Linked DNA regions of Mus musculus: region 1 is linked to region 2. The links are chromatin loops, found by intact Hi-C in ENCODE. Cell type or tissue: gastrocnemius. All regions are shown on one strand. Each heading gives the region's core, and the rest is flanking DNA. Links, peaks and the distances in the headings are about the cores only. Region 1 holds the start of Mucl2 (mucin-like 2). Region 2 has its middle 150 kb from the start of Mucl2.

Evidence for each region. Hi-C counts contacts between places; a loop is a spot of excess contacts. Peaks named below come from ENCODE experiments on the same cell type or tissue, not always from the same donor. Only the 100,000 strongest peaks of a DNase experiment are listed, where the experiment ranks them.
Region 1: a loop joins it to region 2, with 4 times the contacts of the local background. A loop is called at or near these places in 18 of 42 quality-filtered maps.

Annotation. Positions count from the first base shown.
Region 1 is chr15:103,892,238-103,903,389 of GRCm38, forward strand. Mucl2 (mucin-like 2) reads right to left here and starts at 7,075. Exons shown (of 4, transcript NM_009267.2): 1 at 6,947-7,075; 2 at 6,171-6,209; 3 at 5,086-5,355; 4 at 3,618-3,818. The coding sequence starts at 7,004. The coding sequence ends at 3,769. In gastrocnemius, for the core only: no CTCF peak of the experiment used is centred there; no DNase peak of the experiment used is centred there.
Region 2 is chr15:103,746,575-103,757,726 of GRCm38, forward strand. It overlaps the pseudogene Mucl1. Among named protein-coding and RNA genes, the nearest start is that of Mucl2, 150 kb to the right of the region's middle. In gastrocnemius, for the core only: no CTCF peak of the experiment used is centred there; no DNase peak of the experiment used is centred there.

The DNA.
Region 1 (11,152 bases), core at 1,480-9,479, 150 kb after region 2:
ATCCTGCTTTCTAAACCAGGGAATAGCATATGCCAGAGATGACATCTATCTACAACTCCATTCTTGCAGTTCTTATTATGTTTGTGTGAGCAACATGTGTGCCTGTTTGAATGTGTGTGATGAGTATGTTTGTGTGTCTTTGACAGGGCTCCTAATGTTCAGCTTTTGGTGCTGCTATAGAAATTTAGTGTGTTCTGGTCAGTGGGCTCAGAGGAAGAAGTAGGTTCAGATAAGAATACTCACACTTGAGCTAATATAAGGATCAAGGTGAACAACCCCAAAGAATGTGTGACTTCCCTTTTGTCTTGGTAATCCTGATAAGCCCCCAGACTGAGTGACTCCAGGGACTTGTTTATTCCTTGGTTTGACTTCTACCTGGAGTGATCTCTTTGTTCTTTGCCTTGTTTACTTACTTTGTCTTTGATCTAAGAACTAACCCTGTTCTCTGCAAGTGCCTAGAAAGGTATAAAGGCTTCTGGGGAAAAAATAAACCCACTTCAACCTCAGCACTGACTGGAGTCATGTTATAATATTTGTCTAATTGTGGTTTTCTTTTCAATCCTCACTTCTGCCCACTGCTCATTGAATTGGCTTGGTAAGTTCCCATTGCTGGGCAGAGACACCATGACAAGTAACACTTCTAAAGGACAACATTTATTTGGGGCTAGCTTACAGGTTCAGAGGTTCAATCCATTATCAAGTTGGGAGCATAGCAGTATCCATACAGTCATAGCATAGAAGTTGAGGGTTCAACATCTTGTTCTGAAGACAAACAAGAGTAGACTAGCTTCCAGGCAACTAGGATGAGAGTCATAAAGCCCATGCCCAGAATGACACACCTACTCTAACAAGGCCACTCCCTGGGCCAAGAATATTCAAAGCACCACACAAGAATTGCCTCAACTTGTGTTTTCTTTATTGCTTCTATTACCTTTTCAGGTCTTGGGGATGTTATGGGCTGTCAAGGATGCACAGCCTGAACTAGGTCTGGGGCACTGGGGTAGAACAAGTGTATGGTACTTTAGGATACTTACCAGGGGCTAGGCCTGGAGTTAAGGATTAATTAGGTGGGTCAGCATCTGTGAAATGCTGTGCCCTTTCCCCAGCCTTGAATAAGCTAAGTAAACTCTGAAGGTTTTACAACTTGCCTGAAGTCAGTGCATTTGCATTTCTTGGGTTTTGCCAATATAAATACAGAGCTGAAAATTAAACTTTGAGCCTTAATCAGAAACCTTTGTCTTAGCTTCATCTTTCTCTCCTTTTTCATTCCCAGACTCCCTTTCAGGTACCCAGTTCACTGAGGCTTCTGGACAGCTACAAAATGCACTAGATAGTTTTAGCATATACATTATGTGGCCAGTGTTTGAAAATGGGGTTCTGTATGTCTGTTTGTCTATCTATCTATCTATCTTTTTTTTTTTTTTTTTTTTTTTTTTTTTTTTTTTTTTTGGTTTTTTGAGACAGGGTTTCTCTGTATAGCCCTGGCTGTCCTGGAACTCACTTTTTACACCAGGCTGTCCTCAAAATCAGAAATCTGCCTACTTCTGCCTTGCAAGTCCTGGGATTAAAGGTATGTGCCACCACTGCTCAGTTTCTATCTATTTATCTAATTAATTTATGTTTTGAGACATGGTCTCATTGTATAGCTCTGTCTGTCTTGAAAATTGGCCTTTGCCTTTTTATGTTCACTTCCAGGTTTCCCAGTTACTGAATTGATCTTTTCTCCAACATTTTGTTGTTTGTTTGTTTGTTCATTTGTTTGTTTTGCTACCTTGGAATAAATCAATAGTTGTCAATGGGTTGCTTTATTCTGGTAACTCTGGGAACACTAGCCTGTCTGTTTCTATACACATACTACAGTGTTAGTTTACTATGACTCTGTAGCTTAAGAACAGGTCTCTTCCTGCTTTTGGCTTTGCTAGTGTGTTTCAAGACAGTTTGAGCTATTCAGTATCCTTTGATAATAAATTCTAGTCCTCTGAAGAGAATTATTAATATTTTGATGATTATTTTTCATTTGAGTTATTCTGGATAATAATAATATTTTAACAATCCCAATTTTAACAACCCAGGAAATGGGCAATATTTATATTTTTAACATGTCTTCAAATGATTTGGTAGTGTTTTAGAATTTCCACTATATTGGTATTTCACTTCCTAACTGAGTATATTTATAGGTACAGCTTTAGATATTAGAAATGAGACTGCTTTTGAGATTTAATTCTGGACAAATCCACTCTTTTTCCCCCCAAAGGTTTATTTATTATATAAGTACACTAGGGATGTCTTCAGACACACTGTAAGAGGGCATCAGATCCCATTTCAGATGTATGTGAGCCACCCTGTTGTTGCAGGGAATTGAACTCAGGACCTCTGGAAGAGCAACCAGTGTTCTTAATCAAAGAGCAATCTCTCCAGCATCTCTCTCTGACAAATCCACTCTTAATGTGGTAAAACTTACTGGTTTCTGTATGAATATGCATCCTGGTATTTAACTGAATTAAATGATCAGATCCAAGGAACTTTTGTTAGAATTTTTAGATGTTTCTCTTTGAAGAATCATATCATTTGCAAGCAAGTTATCATACTTCCTCCCTTACTTATATATCCCTATCATTTCTTTATCTTATCTAAGTCTTCTAGATAAGAGTTATGGTAATATATTGAATAAGTGTAATGGGATTTCAGTTGAAATACCTGCCTTCTAGATATAATTTGTTTAGGGCTTTTATCATGAAGGGAAATGGATATTAAATTTTATTAAATACTTTTGAATTATATACTGAAATGACTAGCATGCTTCTATTTTTATTCTGTTCATTTCCTAGTTATAACTGATATCTCTGGGATAAACCCAACTGTATCATCATGACTGATCTATTTGATGGTACTTCATTTGCTCTGTACTTTTGAATCGATGATCATTAACAACTAAACTTTCCTTTTTCGTTTTTACTGTCATGTCCTTGTCTAGTTTGGGTAAAGGGGGTAACCTTGGCTTTCTAGAATGAGTTTTGAGAGATCATCTCTCATTAAACTTTGAATAATTAAGTAGTATTACCCCAAGTTTGTAAAGGTTTTGTAAAATCCAGGAGTAAGGTCATCAGGCCCTAGCCTTATTTATGCTTGTAGACTTGTGAACTCTTGCTCTTTGCCTACTCATAAGATAATCAACACACCTTCAATTTCACTGAAACTGAAATCCAGGCTCTAAAGTACCCAACATAATCTTTTTAAAGGATTATTTTTATTTTATATGTATGAGTGTTTGTCTGCAAATACATGAATGAAACTGAACACTTAAACCACTTAGTTAGTATATTAATATTGAAAATAGTATGTTAATATTAAAAGCTCAGGCCTCTAGTGATATGCCTAATATTTATATCTTATTTATAGATATAGTTATTATTTAAAGTCTTTCTCAGACTTTCAATTCTGTGTTTATATCATGGAATGAACTCAGTAATCTTTAAGATAAAACTATAGCCCAATTTTTAAAAAGAGACTGAGGTACTACCTGAGAATATTTTGCATCTCCATGGTTTTTGCCTACACATTCAACATCAGTCCATACAAAAACAAAAAACAAACAAACAAAAAAAAAAACAAAAGCATTTTGATGCTGCTCATGATTACAATTTATTTGATAAAAGATAAAAGTTAGCAATGAGAGAGAGGGAGAATAGTCAGGATAAATAACTGGAGGAAATCAAATCAAGAATGTGCTAGTCTGTTTCAGAAAGATCAGTAGTAGAAGATGCAAACTCATCCACGTTGTAAGAAATTCTTTAGTTTTTCAACCCCACTTTTAATAACTGTAAGAGAAAGAAAAAGTAACAAGGATTTTTTGAGATTTCATTTTTTTGTTTTAACCTGAACGAGGACTACCAACTCTTTTATGTTTGATAGAAGCCACAACAACAACAACAACAAAAACACATGAAATTTTCATCTCTCAAAGTTAAAAGTCACAGATTTGGTGGCAGAGGCCCAAGTTCATTACCTTCAGGAATTACTGGCAGGAAGGCCAAGAATTCATGGCTAGTCTGGACTACATAGTGAAGCACTGTCTCAAAAATAAATAAACCAACCAATTTTTATTTCCCATCTACACTATTTGGATATATAGTCTACAATGGAGCCATTAAGCCGGACTTTTACAGAGTTATAAAGGAGGGTGGTTAGCATTAATTTTCCTTCTTTTAGTGCACAAGGAATCCAGCTTCTCTGGTAAAGAAACTATGGCCATATACTCACTCAGCATTTGCCAGCACAGATCACCAAGCACAATGATAAACAACAGTCCAGATATGAAAGAGAAGCAATACCTGGAGAAGGTTCCTCAGCACTTTGTCCTCTGAGGGCAAGCGCCATCCTCCATCACTGCCCTATCTCTCAGAGAAAAGCTGCTCAGTTGAAGCCTCCCATTCTTTCATTTTTAAAATATATATTACCTGGACTAATTTTCTAGAGATCTGAATCAGATCAGAAATGTGAATTTTATAACATGATGCCTGACATATGCATAAAACATGATATAGTATAATATAATTGGTATTACTTTAAAGTTGAAGGGCTAGGAAAAAAAAACCCTCATGCTAAATAAATTTTTAAACTTTAAGATGTCTCCTGATTTATGTTTTAACAGCCATCCATGGAAGACCTCATCACAAAGCCATTTTCTATTTCAATTTTTAGAATAGTCTCCAAAGAAAACATGACTTTTTATTTAAGAAAAAGAAAAGCCATGCAGTTGCCATGCTACCTGGAGACACTTTACACTTTCAATAATTTCTGCTGTATTTACATTGTCTCTAACAGATCTAATATTGCAAGATAGATGCAGCTAAAATTGATGATAAAATTGATTGATAACATACTCTTGTCAACTTCTGATCCTTCTGGTGCTTAAATATAAACAATATGATGAACTTAGAAAAGAGGGGGAAAAAAGGGTCTCTTCTTCTCCCTCTCCTTACCCTCCCCTACTTCCTCATGAAAGTACAGTTCACTGTAGCCATGGGGAACCTAAGGATTCGAAGAATTCCATAAAGAACAAAATTAGATGAAATGTTTTTTTACCGGTTTTCATGTTTTCAAGTTTAGTTTTTGCATTGGACTCGTCTTCCGTTTCAGTGTTGTCAACGCCACTGTTCTGATCAGAGGTATTATCCCCGGTACTGTTATCATTTAACTCTTCCTTGTTGTCTTCCTCAGAGGCCTCATTAGCAGTGTTGGTATCATCAGTGTTCACATTTTCTTCTTCGACTGAATCAGAGGAATCAACTTCTTGATTTTGATCAGTACTATCTGCCTGAGTTTCAGAGCCAGTATTTTCACCAGCAGAATCAGCTGAAATTAGAAGGAAAATCTCCAGTGAGATACTGACACTTTTTTGGAATGTTATTGGTCCCACCCAGAATTATACATTCATTCTTTATTCTGAATTCACTAATTCTATCAAATATTTAGTCTGTCACATATGTTATTGCTTTATCTTTCATGACCTTACTATTTTCTTGGGCAATGACACTGACCAAGACATAAGCAAGCACTTTGTGACAGGCATGAACATAAAAATAAAGCCCAAGCTAGTTACAGACACTATTGTCCAAAATTCACAAAAAAACTTCCTAGGCAACAGCCTCCAGTACCAGTTCCAAGAAGAAAATCAAACATGATTCTGAGACTAACACACCTATGTAAAGCACAGGCCTCTGCTTCTGCCTCAACCCACCCTGGCATATGTTCCCAGGCACTCAGTCCATAGCACTTTTAGGAATTTGCTGTCTGTTCCAGTGTTAATTGCTCTCTTTTATACACATGAGTTATAAAATCAATCCTTCCTTTAATTTGTGGAAGACCTTCTGTGCACTCACATATAAAATTAAAGCTACAGTATCAGACTTCATGACCTTTTATCTACTACATAAGAACAATGAATGCCTAGAGTTCCTCTTAGTCCATGTCAGAGGTTTAATTATCTTTATATGAGGAATAAAATGTTATCATTACATTAAAAATAATTTTATAATCAAGATTGAAGCTTTCCATCATTTTACTAAAATTTCCTCACATATCATAGTATCCAAATGATATTGGTTACCAAGAGGCTGTGAAGGGAAAATGGTTATGGTAGGAAGGTAATGAATGGTACTCAGACTCACCAGTTCCAGAAGTTTCAGTACTGTTTGTCTCCGGGTCCTCTGAAGAAAAATAAGCAAAATAAGACAGAAGAACTTAAGTAACGTTTTGATGAGATCGAGAAGATGAACACTAATAGAGACATGTGCAACTAAGTAGACAGATTGAGGGAAGCACATGAACAGATAAAGAAAACCTTTGACATCTAACATGTGGTCAGTTTTGCTTTCCTGAAATAAGTCTTTAGTCACATTCTCAAATGTAACTTATTGACATTAAAAAAGCATTTCAGTGCCATGTTCAGAATAGAGGAAAAACTGGACTGAATTAGGAACCCCGGTGGAGCCTACCTACCTACAATGATGTGTCAAAATGGAGGTGAGTACCAGCAAGATGGCTCAGTAGGTAAAAGCTCTTCTCTTACTAGCTGGGTGATATGAGCTGATCCCATAGTTGAAGGAGAGAACTGACTCCTGTCTCTAACCTCCTCACATGCATAACAATATGTTTGAGACCCTGACACCATATGGCAGATACACACACACACACACACACACACACACACACACACACACAGACAATGATAAAGATAAATGTGAACAGGATGTAAAGTGAATAAATAAATTACCAAAAAAGAAAAAAAAAACTGTTTAAGTTTAAAAAATGAGATAGTACCAGGTACTAGATAAGAGGACAGGAAATAGCAGCATGTAAGAATCCATAAATTCATGTTTCACTGAGTAAGTATTTTCATGTATTATGGACCCCATTTTAAGTTAAAGTAAAAATCTTTACTTACGGCAAGAGACTAGGATAGTGGAAACACCAAGCAACACAAGGAGTGCCAGGAACTTCATGGTGACAAGTAGAAGAGCAGGAAACACACAAGATCAAGCTCCAATACCAGGAGACAAGGAAGACTCTTGACACCAGGGTTCCACATCAAGGACTATATAGGTAGAGCACACCAATCAGAAGCTGCCACAACCTGGTAGGTGTGTAACAGGAAAGGTTGGGAAGTGAAGTAAATGAGAATCAACCACACAGCCAGAGGCCATTTAGAAAGGTCATGACTTCAAATGTTTGGCAAATCCTTAATTCTGATAATGTAAGTGTTCAGTCAAGCTGTTGTCCAGTAAATAACTTCTGTCTTTCTCTTGTGTGAGGCACGGGGCTGCCATACTTATAAACTCCAAGAAGCTGTGATGTAGGCATGGTCCTACCAATGTCTGTACTCTCCTTTCAAGATAGTTCAAATTAGAAACTTTCAGAATACTCAGATTTGTGTCTAATTCAAGGGGTAAAGCTGCTGAAAACCAAGTGTTTTCCAGAGTGTCCACAGTGTATATTCAGTAAGGGCCATCCTATCACAGGGAAAGTGAACCCAACACTGATGGAAAGACCAAATGTGACTTCACAGTATTTCAGCAATTCTTGTATAAAATTCAAAGTATTAGAGACAAAGGACAGGGAAAAAATAGCGTTTTTAATTACTGCATCCACTGAGTCCACTAAACATTTTTGTTTGTTTGTTTGGTTGGTTGGTTGTTTCTCTTTCTTTTCTTTCTTCTCTTTCTTCTTTTATTTTTTTTCAGTTTTTGCTTTGTTTTGTCTATAACTTAACATTTCTCATAGCCAAAGCTAGCTTTGAACTTCTGATCCTCCTGCATCTACATCTTAAGTGTTGAGATTAAAGGTTTATGTCACCACACCCAGACTTATAATTATGACTAGGCACTATGATAGATATTGGAAAAATTGTAGAAAACAAAGCACACATATACCTCAATCTATACATACTTCAAATAACAACAACTGCAAAAACTCAAAAATACCAAGCTAAAACTGAAACAAAAAACCGACTACATTGGAAAATAAAGAAATAGCAAAAGGATAAAAATTCATTGTAGCATGTATGAAGGAAAAAATTTCATTACAAATATGCATATGACATTAAAGGAAGGAGAGTACTATATGGGGGGACAAGGAAATGATCTAGAAAGAGGGAAAGTAGAAAAGAAAGGGCCATGAAATCATTGTGTTATAAAAGCATATGTGGGGACTGTGTGGGAAGGAAAGGCATCTTTAGGGGGCAGAAAACAGTAGGGGTGTGAGAAAGGAAAAAAGCACATGTTGACTTCTGAGTGAGATGGCAGATTGTGCCCTATTGTGATCTATGAAAGAAAACAGGATTAAGAACAGTAGTTTTTCTTCCTACAGGAGATAATCACTGATGATAAAGGGAATCTCTGAAAAGCAGCAGGCAGTAATGTCAACAATCCATGCATCTTGAGCAATGTCTGTGGAAACTACCAAGAGGTGCTTCAGTTCCTCTCCCTTCTCTCCCTTCCCACTCCACTCTGCTCAGCAGCACACAAATGCTGCAGGAACCACAGGCTGGAGAGATGAAACAGGCTTTGGAGGCATGACAGCAGCTGGGATCACAGTAAGCAGGGAAAATCACTATGAGGAGGAGAGGCTGAAATGTAATGTGCAGCCTGAAGCTGTAAGAAGGAATAATGATGCAAAATAGGAAGCACAGTGGTGACCTGAGTGCAGTGAAGGCAGAGCTATGTCACAGCCACATGCAAACTGACCTGGCCTGTGGAGACTACAGGAGCAGATGCTGGCATAGCTTTCACTGTGGTAGGATGAACATTTCCAGCCTAAATATCATGTATGATGTTAACATTCCTTCTTTAGGTTTAGAAACCCAAGCAGGGGATGGATGACCATCCCCCACTTTTTTTTTTTTTTTTTTTTGAGACAGGGTTTCTCTGTGTAGCCTTGGCTGTCCTGGAACTCACTCTGTAGACCAGGCTGGCCTTGAACTCAGAAATCCACCTGCCTCTGCCTCCCAAGTGCTTGGATTAAAGGCGTGTGTCACCACCGCCCGGCCATCCCCCACTTTTTAAAATAATAATGGGTGAACATTTCCCTAAAGCAATATTTTGTGCTAAAGTCTGGGGAAAAGGAAGTTTTACACCTTATTTAACTAAACAGAAACTCAAACCAAAGACAATTCAATTGAAATCATTTCAACATTGCACACTCAAAACTCTGGTTTTACAGGTTTGAGCTAGAGCTAAGCTGCACAGCCCCAGTCAGTGCAGTTTATTATTTAAAACAGCAGAGGGAAGGAATGAATTAAAATCCATTCTATCAAAGAAAAAATATTAATTAGCTTTTCTTTTATATTTACCTTTAAAAAAATAGCTGTCTCTTGTGAGACTATTCCGGGGCCTAGCAAACACAGAAGTGGATGCTCACAGTCAGCTATTGGATGGATCACAGGGCCCCCAATGGAGTTGCTAGAGAAAGTACCCAAGGAGCTAAAGGGATCCGCAATCCTATAGGTGGAACAGCAATATGAACTAACCAGTACCCCCCCCACCCCGCCCTGGAGCTCGTGTCTCTAGCTGCATATGAATCAGAAGATGGCCTAGTCGGCCATCAGTGGAAAGAGAGGCCCATTGGTCGTGCAAACTTTATATGCCTCAGTACAGGGGAACAACAGGGCCAAGAAGTGGGAGTGGGTGGGTGGGGGAGTGGGTGGGGGAGCGTGTGGGAGACTTTTGGGATAGCATTGGAAATGTAAATGAAATAAATACCCAATAAAAAATAATATATTAATAATTAAAAGGAAGAAAATCATGTTGAATTTTAAAATAATAAGAAAGTATGAACAGCACAATTGGGATCTGTGGGACACAAAGCTTAAAATTGTATAATCATGAGGGTAGCAGGAGAATCAGTTTAGGCTACATACACAAATGATACATAAAATCAAAGCATAAAATTTTCAAAATGTAGAGAAAGAAACGACATCAGATTTAGGAGACATTTAGGCCATCAAGCAGACAAGATCAGGAAAAAGTCTCCACTCAAACCATGCTATAGTTAAAACAGTAGGTGTAAGGAACAAAGAAGAAATAATGAAGCTGCACAATAAAAACACCAAGCCATATATATATTAAAAGCCATGAGATTGTTTAAACAGAAACTCTAAAAGCTAGAATGTAGAATTATGTATTCCAATTTTTGAAAAGAAATGACTGCCAACCCAGAGTACTCTATGCAGCAAAACTTTTTTATAGAATATATTTATTTTCATATGGTATATTCTGATTGTGGTTTCCCCTCCTTCATTTCCTCCTAGATCTTCTCCACTTCCCCATATATCCAACTTCTTATCTTCTTTCTCTCTGTCTTTAGAAAACAAACAGGCCAATAAGAAAACATAAAAACCAGAATAACACAAAGTAAACAAGTAAACAGAGGAAAAGCAATAACAAGGAAAAAACAGAAGACACACATGTGCTTCCTGAGGAATCACATACTGATTTCCAAAGTCACTGGGTGAGTTTTTGCTCCTTAGAATGGACGAGTGCTCCTCTTATCCTACATCTGCACCATCATGAGCTGTCTTGTTTCATTAATCTTGGTCACTCTTATTCACTAAAATGAAATCACAGAGATTTTTTTCTCCTTTATTGAAAAATAGATTCTTTTCTATCATGATTACAGTTCTCCTCCCTCTACTCCTCCCAGTTCCCTCCAGATCTCCTTCCATCAAGATAAATTCCCTTTCTCTCTCTCATTAGAAAAATATAGGCTTCTAAGCCATAATATTAAAATAAAACAAGCCAGGCAGTGTTGGCTTATGCCTTTAATCCCAGCACTTGGGAGGCAGAGTTAGGTGGATTTCTGTGTTCGAGGCCATCCTGGTCTACAAAGTGAGTTCCAGGACAGCCAGAGCTACACAGAGAAACCCTGTCCAAAAACCAACAAAATTAAAAAATACATTTCACACACACACACACACACACACACACACACACACACATATATATATATATATATATACACATATATATACATATATACATACATATATACACACACATATATACATATACATACATATATATGATAGAAACTATCACTGTGAGATAAACATTTCAGCTATTGAAGCTGGGTAAGAAAAGCCAACAGAAGGAAAAGA
Region 2 (11,152 bases), core at 1,119-9,118:
AGCTACATTTCTCCAGGGGAAATGGGGCCAGGTCTATTTATTATGTATTAAAAGTAAGTACAGCTGGGGTGGCCCAGCATTTAAGAGGTATGTCTCCTTTTTCAGAGGACCCAAACTCAGTTCCCTGAATACATATGATGCTCACAACATTCTGTAACTTCAGTTCCCGTGTATTTGATACACTCTTCTGAATTGTTAAGGCCGAAGTATACACTGTCTATATACATATAGACAGACATATACATATACAAAAAAGATATTTCAAAAATATTTTCAAAATATGGCTAGCCATCTATAATTGTAGTTTAGAGTCTGAGAATTCATCTAACAGATTATCAATATCCTCCAAAATAGGTGATATATATAGATATTTTATATTTTTGATCAACAGTGTTGAATAATACTATTGCTATACCATTTATGTTGCACTAGCTGTTGCAAGTAATCTACAGGTGATTTAAAGTATGGGCAGATATTTACAGATCCTAATCAGATGCTACACCATGTTTATATAAAGATTATGAGCATTTCTAGATGTTGGCATCCCTCTGTGGATTATTGACTCATCTTCTGCATATACCAAGGGGTGACTGACTGAATAAAACCAGTAGGGCTAAAGACTTCCTCCACTGTCCTCACACTAAGAATGCAAGGCTATGAATATATTACACTGAGTTACAAGGCCTAGCAAGAATTCTATGCTTCTGGTAAGTGACAGAACTTAAAGAAAGGCATCAGGTCTTGCCCTCCCCCTTTTACCCTCCCCTTCCCATTTGTTTCTTTCTTTCTCCCAATCCAATGGCTATGGACAATCTGAACTCTCTACGTTTTCCATAAATTGTCTTTAAATCTCAGATTATGTTAGATGGTGGACAGGAAAGTGTCAGAGCAACACAGGAAGCAATTTGCTGCCCAATGGGATCATTTTAGGTGTATAGGATCTAAAAATCTCAAAAGGAAGCAGGCCTTTGGCAACTCATTGGCAACTCCTGTATGTCTCTAATGCTACAAAGCCCAAGAATCACACGTAAAATACCCAAGTTATCATGAAGAAACTTTGTCTATGCATTCTGACCATCTGGCACTTTGAGGAGTTCTGTGAGTACATCACAAGCGCTGGAAATGTGGAAAGACCATGATCTTCCTCTGATGCTATAACACTAGATCCTGCTTTCTAAAGCAGGGAATGGCATATGCCAAAGCAGATATCTGTCTACAACTCCATTCTTGCATTTCTTATTATGTTTGTGTGTGCAACATATGTGTTTGTTTAAATGTGTGTGTATGAGCATGTTTCTGTGTCTTTGTCAGGACTCCTCATGTCGAGTTCTTGGGGCTGCTTATAGAAATTTGGTGAGTTCTTGTCACTGGGCTCAGAGGAGGAAGTAGGCTCAGGTAAGAATATTCACATTTAGGCTAATGCAAGTATCAAGACTTCCCTTTTGTCTTGGTAATCCTGATAAGCCCCCAGACCCAGTGACTCCAGGGACTTGTTTATTCCTTGGTTTGACTACTACCTGGTGTGATCTCTTTGTTCTTTGCCTTGTTTATTTACTTTGTCTTTGATCTAAGAACTAACCCTGTTCTCTGCAAGTACCTAGAAAGGTATAAAAGCTTCTGGGAAAAAATAAACCCACTTCAACCTCAGCACTGACTGGAGTCATGTTATAATATTTGTCTAATTGTGTTTTTCTTTTCAAGCCTCACTTCTGCCCACTGCTCACTGAATTGGCTTGGTTAGTTCCTGTTGCTGGAAAGAGACACCATGACAGGTAACACTTCTAAAGGACAACATTTATTTGGGGCTAGCTTACAGGTTCAGAGGTTCAATCCATTATCAAGTTGGGAGCATAGCAGTATCCAGGCAGTCATAGCTTAAGAGAAGCTGAGAGTTCAACATCTTGTTCTGAAGACAAACAAGAGTAGACTGGCTTCCAGGCAAGTAGGATGAGAGTCATAAAGCCCATGCCCAGAATGACACACCTACTCTAACAAGGCCACTCCCTGGGCCAAGAATATTCAAAGCACCACACCAGAGTTGCCTCAGTTCGTGTTTTCTTTATTGCTTCTATTACCTTTTCGGTTCTTGGGGACGTTATGGACTGTCAAGAATGCACATGACACACAGCCTGAACTAGGTCTGGGGTAGAACAAGTGTATGGTACTTTAGGATACTTACCAGGGGCTAGACCTGGAGTTAAGGATGAAATAGGTTGGTCAGGATCTGTGAAATGCTGTTCCTTTTCCCCAGCCTTCAATAAGCTAAGTAAACTATGATGGTTTTACAATTTGACTGAAGTCAGTGCATTTGCATTTCCCTACCAGAGCCTGGAGGAGATGACTGCCTGCTGAGCTTGCTTTGCAACTTAATCCAGCTGAAACAAAGGGATAGGTCTGTGGAGTTTGCCTATATAAGCACAGAGCTGAAAATTAAACTTTGAGCCTTAATCAGAAACCTTTGTCTTAGCTTCATCTTTCTCTCCTTTTTCATTCCCAGACTCCCTTTCAGGTACCCAGTTCACTGAGGCTTCTGGACAGCTACAAAATGCACTAGATAGTTTTAGCATATATATTATGTGGCCAGTGCTTGAAAATGGGGTTCTGTATGTCTGTTTGTCTGTCTGTCTATCTATCTATCTTCTATCTATCTATCTATCTATCTATCTATCTATCTATCTATCTATCTATCATCTATTTATTTTTTTTTGGTTTTTCGAGACAGGGTTTCTCTGTATAGCCTAGGCTGTCCTGGAAATCACATTGGACACCAGGCTGTCCTTGCACTCAGAAATCTTCCTGCCTCTGCCTCCCAAGTGCTGGGATTAAAGGCATGTGCCACCACCACCCAGCTTCTATTTATCGAATTAATTTTTTTTTGAGGCATGGTCTCATTGTGTAGCTCTGTCTTGAAAATTGCCCTTTGCCTTTTTATGTTCACATCCAGGTTTACCATTTACTGAATTGATCTTTTCTCCAACATTTTGTTGTTTGTTTGTTTGTTTGTTCATTTGTTTGTTTTGCTACCTTGGAATAATCAGTGGTTGTCAATGGGTTGTTTTATTCTAGATATAATTTGTTTAGGGCTTTTATCATGAAGGGATATGGATATTAAATTTTATTAAATACTTTTGCATTATATACTGAAATGACTAGCATGCTTCTATTTTTATTCTGTTCATTTCCTAGTTATAACTGATATCTCTGGGATAAACCCAACTGTATCATCATGACTGATCTGTTTGATGGTACTTCATTTGCTCTGTACTTTTGAGTCGATGATCATTAACATCTAAACTTTCCTTTTTCATTTTTACTGTCATGTCCTTGTCTAGTTCAGGTAAAAGGGGTAACCTTGGATTTCTAGAATGAGTTTTGAGAGATCATCTCTCATTAAACTTTGAATAATTAAGTAGTATTACCCCAGGTTTCTAAAGCTTTGGTAAAATCCAGCAATAAGGTCATCTGGTCCTGGCCTTATTTATGCTTGTAGACTTGTGAACTCTTGCTCTTGGCCTACTCATAAGATAGTCAACACAGCTTCAATTTCACTGAAACTGAAATCCAGGCTCTAAAGTACCCAACACAATCTTTTTAAAGGATTATTTTTATTTTATATGTATGAGTGTTTGTCTGCAAATGCATACATGTCACACATGTCTGCCGGGGCCAGAAAAGGATTTTGGAACTGGAGTTATAGATGTTTGTAGACCATTGTATGAATCACAGAAACCAAACCCAGGCTGACTGCAAGAATAACAAGTACCATCTCTCCAGACCCAAAAGTCGTAGTTTTAATAATCAAATATCTCCTTAAGGTGCATCAACCAACTGAGTACACTATAGTGGCTAAGGAATATGACTAATTGATGAGTTCTGATCAGAAAGTCAAAATTAAATACAAAGCCTTCAAAGCTGCAGACAGTGTTCCTGAAAAATGGTCCACAGACTCATTTGATAGAAAGTTAGAGGGACATTGGTAAACAAGCAAAGAGAAGGCAGGCTCTCTAAGATGTTAGCTTCTTATTCCCAGAAGACGCTGTGAAGAGAATAGTGAGAAGGAATGGGTACATGTATCAAAACAGATCCAACAGGAAATAGGGAAAAACAAAGACACACAATAAAACACCCAACCCAGAGTCTGTTTACCAGAAGTCTGCTTTATAGCCCCACCCATACAGATGGGAGCTGTTGACAATTAATCTGTTACCTTTGCCTTTTTTGTGTCTTCTGTTTTTCCCAGACTTTCAATCCTATTTTTATATCATGGAATGAACTCAGTAATCCCCTAGACTACTACCTGCATACCTATGACAAATGATGATTAGGTTTCTAGTCAAGTCAGTGAAACAAATAAGGGGCCAAGTAACAGTCACATTAACCACCCATTCTAACTTGGCAGTTTGTTTCAAAACTTGCCATGATGACTATCTCAAGTTTAGTTATAACTGAAAAATCTAGGAAATTTTATCACATTAGTCAATCAAGGACATAGCACAATAGTAGAAATACCAGGGAGTGGCGCTGCCTTTGTGAAAATATTAACATAGCATTTGGTCTTGAGTCAGAAAACAGGGTAAGTTATCAGGGAATCAGGACATTTCTGTGGATTTGATGCTTTGGGGGAGAGTAAAATGGTAATATCTCAAATTTTAATGAATCTTATCTAAAAAGACAGAATCCTAAGAAACAAAATTTGTAATTGGTGATAGAGCAGTGCTTACTCTTTAGCTGAGAGAGGGAATGCTTTATGTCATATATTAAACTTGTTTGGTGCACAAAAAAAAAAAAATGCTGAGGGACTCTTAACGTTTTGTCTCATTTAATCACTGTCACTGAGGGATCCCATCTGATGCTAGTGTGTTATCCTTTGGTCAAACTCCAGAATTCATTTGCTACCTTAATGACAAGTTCAGTCCTAAGACCTTCAGAGTCTGGTTGCCTGTGTCAGGCCAGTAGCAGATTCAGGATGTTATTTCATCACTGTCACCTCTAAATCACTTCAGATAAAATAGTAATAATATTAATAATTCAAGAAAATTTAGAAGAATGAAACTGAACACTTAAACCAATTGGTTAGTATATTAATACTGAAAAATAGTATATTAATATTAAAAGCTCTAGTGTTATGCCTAATATTTATGTCTTATTTAAATATATAGATATTATTTAAAGTCTTTCTCAGACTTTCAATTCTGTGTTTATGTTATGGAATGAACTCAGTAATCTTTCAGATAACCATAGCCCAGTTATTAAAAAGAGCTCAAGGGAGGACCTGGGAATAGTTTGCATCTCCATGGTTTTGCCTACACATTCAACATCAGTCCATACAAAAAAACCAAAATCATTTTGATGCTGCTCATGATTACCATTTATTTGATAAAAGTTAGCAATGAGAGAGAGAGCAAATAGTCAGGGTAAATAACTGGAGGAAATCAAATCAAGGATGTTCTAGTCTGTGTCAGAAAGGTCAGTAGTAGAAGATGCAAACTCATCTACCATGAATGTTATTCAATATCATTACATTCATCTTCTTTTTCATTTCTGTAAGAGAAAGAAAAAAATAAGGAGGATTTTTGAGATTTCATTTTTTTGTTTTAACCTGAACGAGGACTAACAACTCTATTATGTTTGGTAGAAGCAAAAACAACAACAACAATAACAATAACAACACAAAACACATGAAATTTTCATCCGTCAAAGATAAAAGTCACAGATTTGGTGGCAAAGGCCCAAGTTTGTTACCTTCAGGAATTACTGGCAGGAAGGCCAAGGATTCATGGCTAGTCTGGACTATGTAATGAAGCACTGTCTCAAAAATAAATAAACCAACCAAATTTTATTTCCCATCTTCAGTATTTGGATATTTAGACTACAATGGAGCCATTAAGCCAGACATTTTACAGAGTTTTAAATGATGATAATTAGCATTAATTTTTCTTCTATTTGTACACAAGGAATCCCGCTTCTCTGGTAAAGAAACTGTGGCCATATACTCACTCAGCATCTGCCAGCACAGATCACCAAGCAAGATGATAAACAACAGTCCAGATATGAAAGAGAAGCAATACCTGGACAAGGTTCCTCAGCACCTTGTCCTCTGAGGCAAACACCATCCTCCATCACTGCCCTTTCTCTCAGAGAAAAGCTGCTCAGTTGAAGCCTCCCATTCTTTCATTTTTACAGTATATATTACCTGGACTAATTTTCTAGAGATCTGAATCACATCAGAAATGTGAATTTTATAACATGATGCCTGACATATGCATAAAATATAATATAGTATAATATAATTGGTATTTCTTTAAAGTTGAAGGGCTAGGAAAAAAAACCCTCATACGGAATAAACTTTTAAACTTTTAGAAGTCTCCTGATTTATGTTTTAACAGTCATCCATGGAAGACCTCATCACAAAACCATTTTCTATTTCAATTTTTAGAATAGTCTCCAAAGAAAACATAGACTTTTATTTAAGAAAAAGAAAAGCCATGCAGTTGCCATGCTACATGGAGACACTTTACACTTTCAATGATTTCTGCTGTATTTACATTGTCTTTAACAGATCTAATATTGCAAGATTGATGCAGCTAAAATTGATAACATACTCTTGTCAACTTCTGATCCTTCTGGTGCTTATATATAAACAATGTGATGAACTTAGAAAAGAGGAATAAAAGAAGGGTATCTTCTTCTTCCTCTCCTTACTTCCTCACGAAAGTACAGTTTACTGTGGCCATGGGGAACTTAAGGATTCAAAGAGTTCCATAAAGAACAGAATTAGATGAAATGATTTTTACCTTTCATTTTTCCAATAATATTAAATTTTTTTTGCCATCTTCTTTTTTCTGTTCAGTCTTGTCATTGCCTTCTTTTTTATGAGAGGTATTATCCTCTTGTTTCTCATTGGAGGTATCATTCACATTGTTCTGATTAGAGGTATTATCCCCTTCTATGTTATTGGAGGTATCATCCTCTTCCTTCTGAATGGAGGTGTCACCCACTTTGGTCTGATTAGAGGTATCATCCTCTTCTTTCTGAGTGGAGGTGTCTTCCCTGGTAATGTTATCATCTGTCTCTCCCTTTTTGTCCTCCTCAGAGGCCTCATTAGCAGTGTTGGTATTCTCAGTGCTCTCATTTTCTTCCTTGGCTAAATTAGAGGACTCAGCATCTTGGTTTTCATTAGTACTATCTGCCTGAGTTTCAGAGCTAGTATTTCCACCAGTAGAATCAGCTGAAATTAGAAGGAAACCCTCCAAGTGAGATACTGACTCTTCTTTGGAATGTCATTGGTTCCACCCAGAATTATACATTCATTCTTTATTCTGAATTCACTAATTCTATCAAATATTTAATCTATCACATATGTTATTGCTTTATCTTTCATGACCTTATAATTTCCTTGGGCAATGACACTGACCCAAGACACAAGCAAGCACTTTGTGACAGGCATGGACACAAAAATAAAACCCAAGCTAGTTACAGGCACCATTGCCTAAAATTCACAAAGAAACTTCCTAGGCAACAGCCTCCACTGCCAGTTCCAAGAAGGAAAACAAACATCATTTTGAGACTAACACACCTATGTAAAGCACAGGCCTCTGCTTCTGCCTCAACCCAACCTGGCATATGTTCCCAGGCCCTCAGTCCATAGTGATTTCAGGAATTTGCTGTCTGTTCCAGTGACACTTGCTCTCTTTTATACACAAAATTTATTTAATCAGTCCTTCCTTTAATGTGTGGAAGACCTTCTGTGTACTCACACATAAAAGTTAAGCTACAGTATCAGACTTCATGACATTTATATACTATATAAGAACAATAAATGCCTAGAGTTCCTCTTAGTCCACGTCAGAGGCTTAATTATCTTTATATGAGGAATAAAATGTTGTCATTTATTAAAAATAATTTTTAATTAGGATTGAATCTTTCCATGGATTTTACTAAAATTTCCTCACATCTCAAAATATCCAAAACACTTTGGTTACCAAGAGGCTGTGAAGGGAAAATGGTTATGGTAGGAAGGTAATGAAAGTTACTCAGACTCAGGCTCACCAGTTTCAGAAGTGTCAGCACTGTTTGTCTCTGCGTCCTCTGAAGAAAAATAAGCAAAATAAGACAGAAGAACTTAAGTAACATTTTGATGAGATCGAGAATATGAACACTACTACAGACATGTACAATTAAGTAGACAGATTGAGGGAAGCACATGCACAGATAAAGAAAACCTTTGACATCTAACATGAGGTCAGTTTTGCTTCCCTGAAATAAGTCTTTAGTCACATTCTCAAATGTAACTTATTGACACTAACAAAGCATTTCAGTGCCATGTTCAGAATAGAGGAAAAACTGGACTGAATTAGGAACCCCGGTGGAGTCAACCTAGCTACTTATAATGATGTGTCAAAATGGAGGTGAGTACCAGCAAGATGGCTCAGTAAGTAAAAGCTCTTCTCTTATAAGCTGGGTGATATGAGCTGATCCCATAGCTGAAGGAGAGAACTGATTCCTGTCTCTAACCTCCTCACATGAATGACAATATGTTTGAGACCCTGACACCACATGGCAGACACACACACAGACACACAGACACACAGACAAACAATGATAAAGATAAATGTGATCAGGATGTAAAGTGAATAAATAAATTATTAAAAAAGAAAAAAAACTGTTAAGTTTAAAAATTGAGATAGAACCAGGTACTAGGTAAGAGGACAGGAAATAACAGCATGTAGGTATCCATAAATTCATGTTTCACTAAGTATCATGTATTATGGACCCCATTTTAAGTTAAAGTAAAAATCTTTACTTACGGCAAGAGACTAGGATAGTGGAAACACCAAGCAACACAAGGAGTGTCAGGAACTTCATGGTGACAAATAGAAGAGCAGGAAACACACAAGATCAAGCTCCAATACTAGGAGACAAGGAAGACTCTTGACACCAGGGTTCCACTTCAAGGACTATATATGTAGAGCACACCAATCAGAAGCTGCCACAACCTGGTATTTGTGTAACAGGAAAGGTTGGGAATTAAAGTAAATGAGAATCAACCACACAGCCAGAGGCCAATTAGAAAGGTCATGACTTCAAATGTTTGGCAAATCCTTGATTATGATAATGTAAATGTCCAGTCAAGCTGTTGTCCCAGAAATAACTTCTATCTTTCTCTTGTGTGAAGAACGGGGCTGCCATACTTACAAATTCCAAGAAGCTGAAGATGTAGGCACGGTCCTCCCAATGTCTGCACACTCTGTCAAGATAGTTCAAATTAGAAAATTTCAGAATATTCATCTTTGTGTCTAATTCAAGGGGTAAAGCTGCTGAAAACCAAGTGTTTTCCAGAGTGTCCACATTGTATATTCCTATCACAGGGATAGTGAACCCAACACTGATGGAAAGACCAAATATGACTTCACAGTATTTCAGCAATTCTTGTATAAAATTCAAAATATTAGAGTAAAAGGACAGGGAAAAAACAGTGTTTTTAATGACTGAATCCAGAGTCCACTAAACTTTTTTTTTGCTTGCTTCTCTTTCTTTCTTTCTTTCTTTCTTTCTTTCTTTCTTTCTTTCTTTCTTTCTTTCTTTCTTTCTTTCCTTCTTTCTCTCTTTCTCTCCTTCTCTCTCTCTTTCTCTCTCTCTCTCTTTCTTTCTTTCTTTCTTTCTATCTTCCTTTCTTTCTTTCTTTCTTTCTTTCTTTCTTTCTTCTTTTTTTTTCATTTTTTGCTTTGTTTTGTCTTTAACATAGCATCTCTTATAGCCAAATCTAGCTTTGAACTTCTAATCCTCCTTCATCTACATCTTAAGTGTTGAGATTAAAGTTTTATGTCTCTACACCCCGACTTATAATTATGACTAGGCACTATGATAGATATTGGAAAAATTGTAGAAAACAAAGCACACATATACCTCAATCTATACATACTTCAAATAACAACAACTCCAAAAACTCAAAAATACCAAACTAAAACTGAAACAAAAAAATGACTACATTGGAAAATAAAGAAATGACAAAAGGATAAAAATTCAATGTAGCATGTATGAAGGAAAAAATTTAATTAGAAATATGCATATGACATTAAAGGAAGGAGAGTACTATATGGGGGGACAAGGAAATGATCTAGAAAGAGGGAAAGTAGAAAAGAAAGGGCCATGAAATCATTGTGTTATAAAAGAATATGTGGGGACTGTGTGGGAAGGAAAGGCATCTTAAGGGGGCAGAAAACAGTAGGGGTGTGAAAAAGGAAAAAAGCACATGACTTCTGAGTGAGGTGGCAGATTGTGCCCAAATTGTGATCTATGAAAGAAAACAGGATTATGAACAGTAGTTTTTCTTTCTACAGGAGATAATCACTGATGATAAAGGGAATCTCTGAAAAGCAGCAGGCAGTAATGTCAACAATCCATGCATCTTGAGCAATGTCTGTGGAAACTACCAAGAGGTGCTTCAGTTCCTCTCCCTTCTCTCCCTTCCCACTCCACTCTGCTCAGCAGCACACAAATGCTGCAGGAACCACAGGCTGGAGAGATGAAACAGGCTGTGGAGGCATGACAGCAGCTGGGATCACAGTAGACAGGGAAAATCACTATGAGGGGATGAGGCTGAAATGTAATATGCAGCCTGAAGCTGTAAGAAGAAACAATGATGCAAAAATAGGGAGGACATTGGTGACATCAGTGCACTCATGCCAGAGCTATGTCACAGCCACATGTAAACTGACCTGGCCTGGACTACAGGAGCAGATGCTAGCATGGCTTTCACTGTGGTAGGATGCCCATTTCCAGCCACAATATAAATAGCATGTATGAGGTTAATATTCCTTCTTTGCGTTTAGAAACCCAAGCAGGGGATGCATGATCATCCCCCACATTTAAAAAAAAAAATGGGTGAACATTTCCCTAAAGCAATATTTTGTGCTAAGGTCTGGGGAAAAGGAAGTTTGATGCCTTATTTAACTAAACAGAAACTCAAACCAAAGACAATTCAATTGAACTCACTTCAGCATTGCACACTCAGAACTCTAGTTTTACAGGTTTGAGCTAAAGCTAAGCTGCAATTCCCTAGCCAGTGCAGATTAGTATTTAAAACAGCACAGGGAGGAAATGAATTAAAATCCATTCTGTCAAAGAAAAACTATTAATTAGCTTTTTCTTT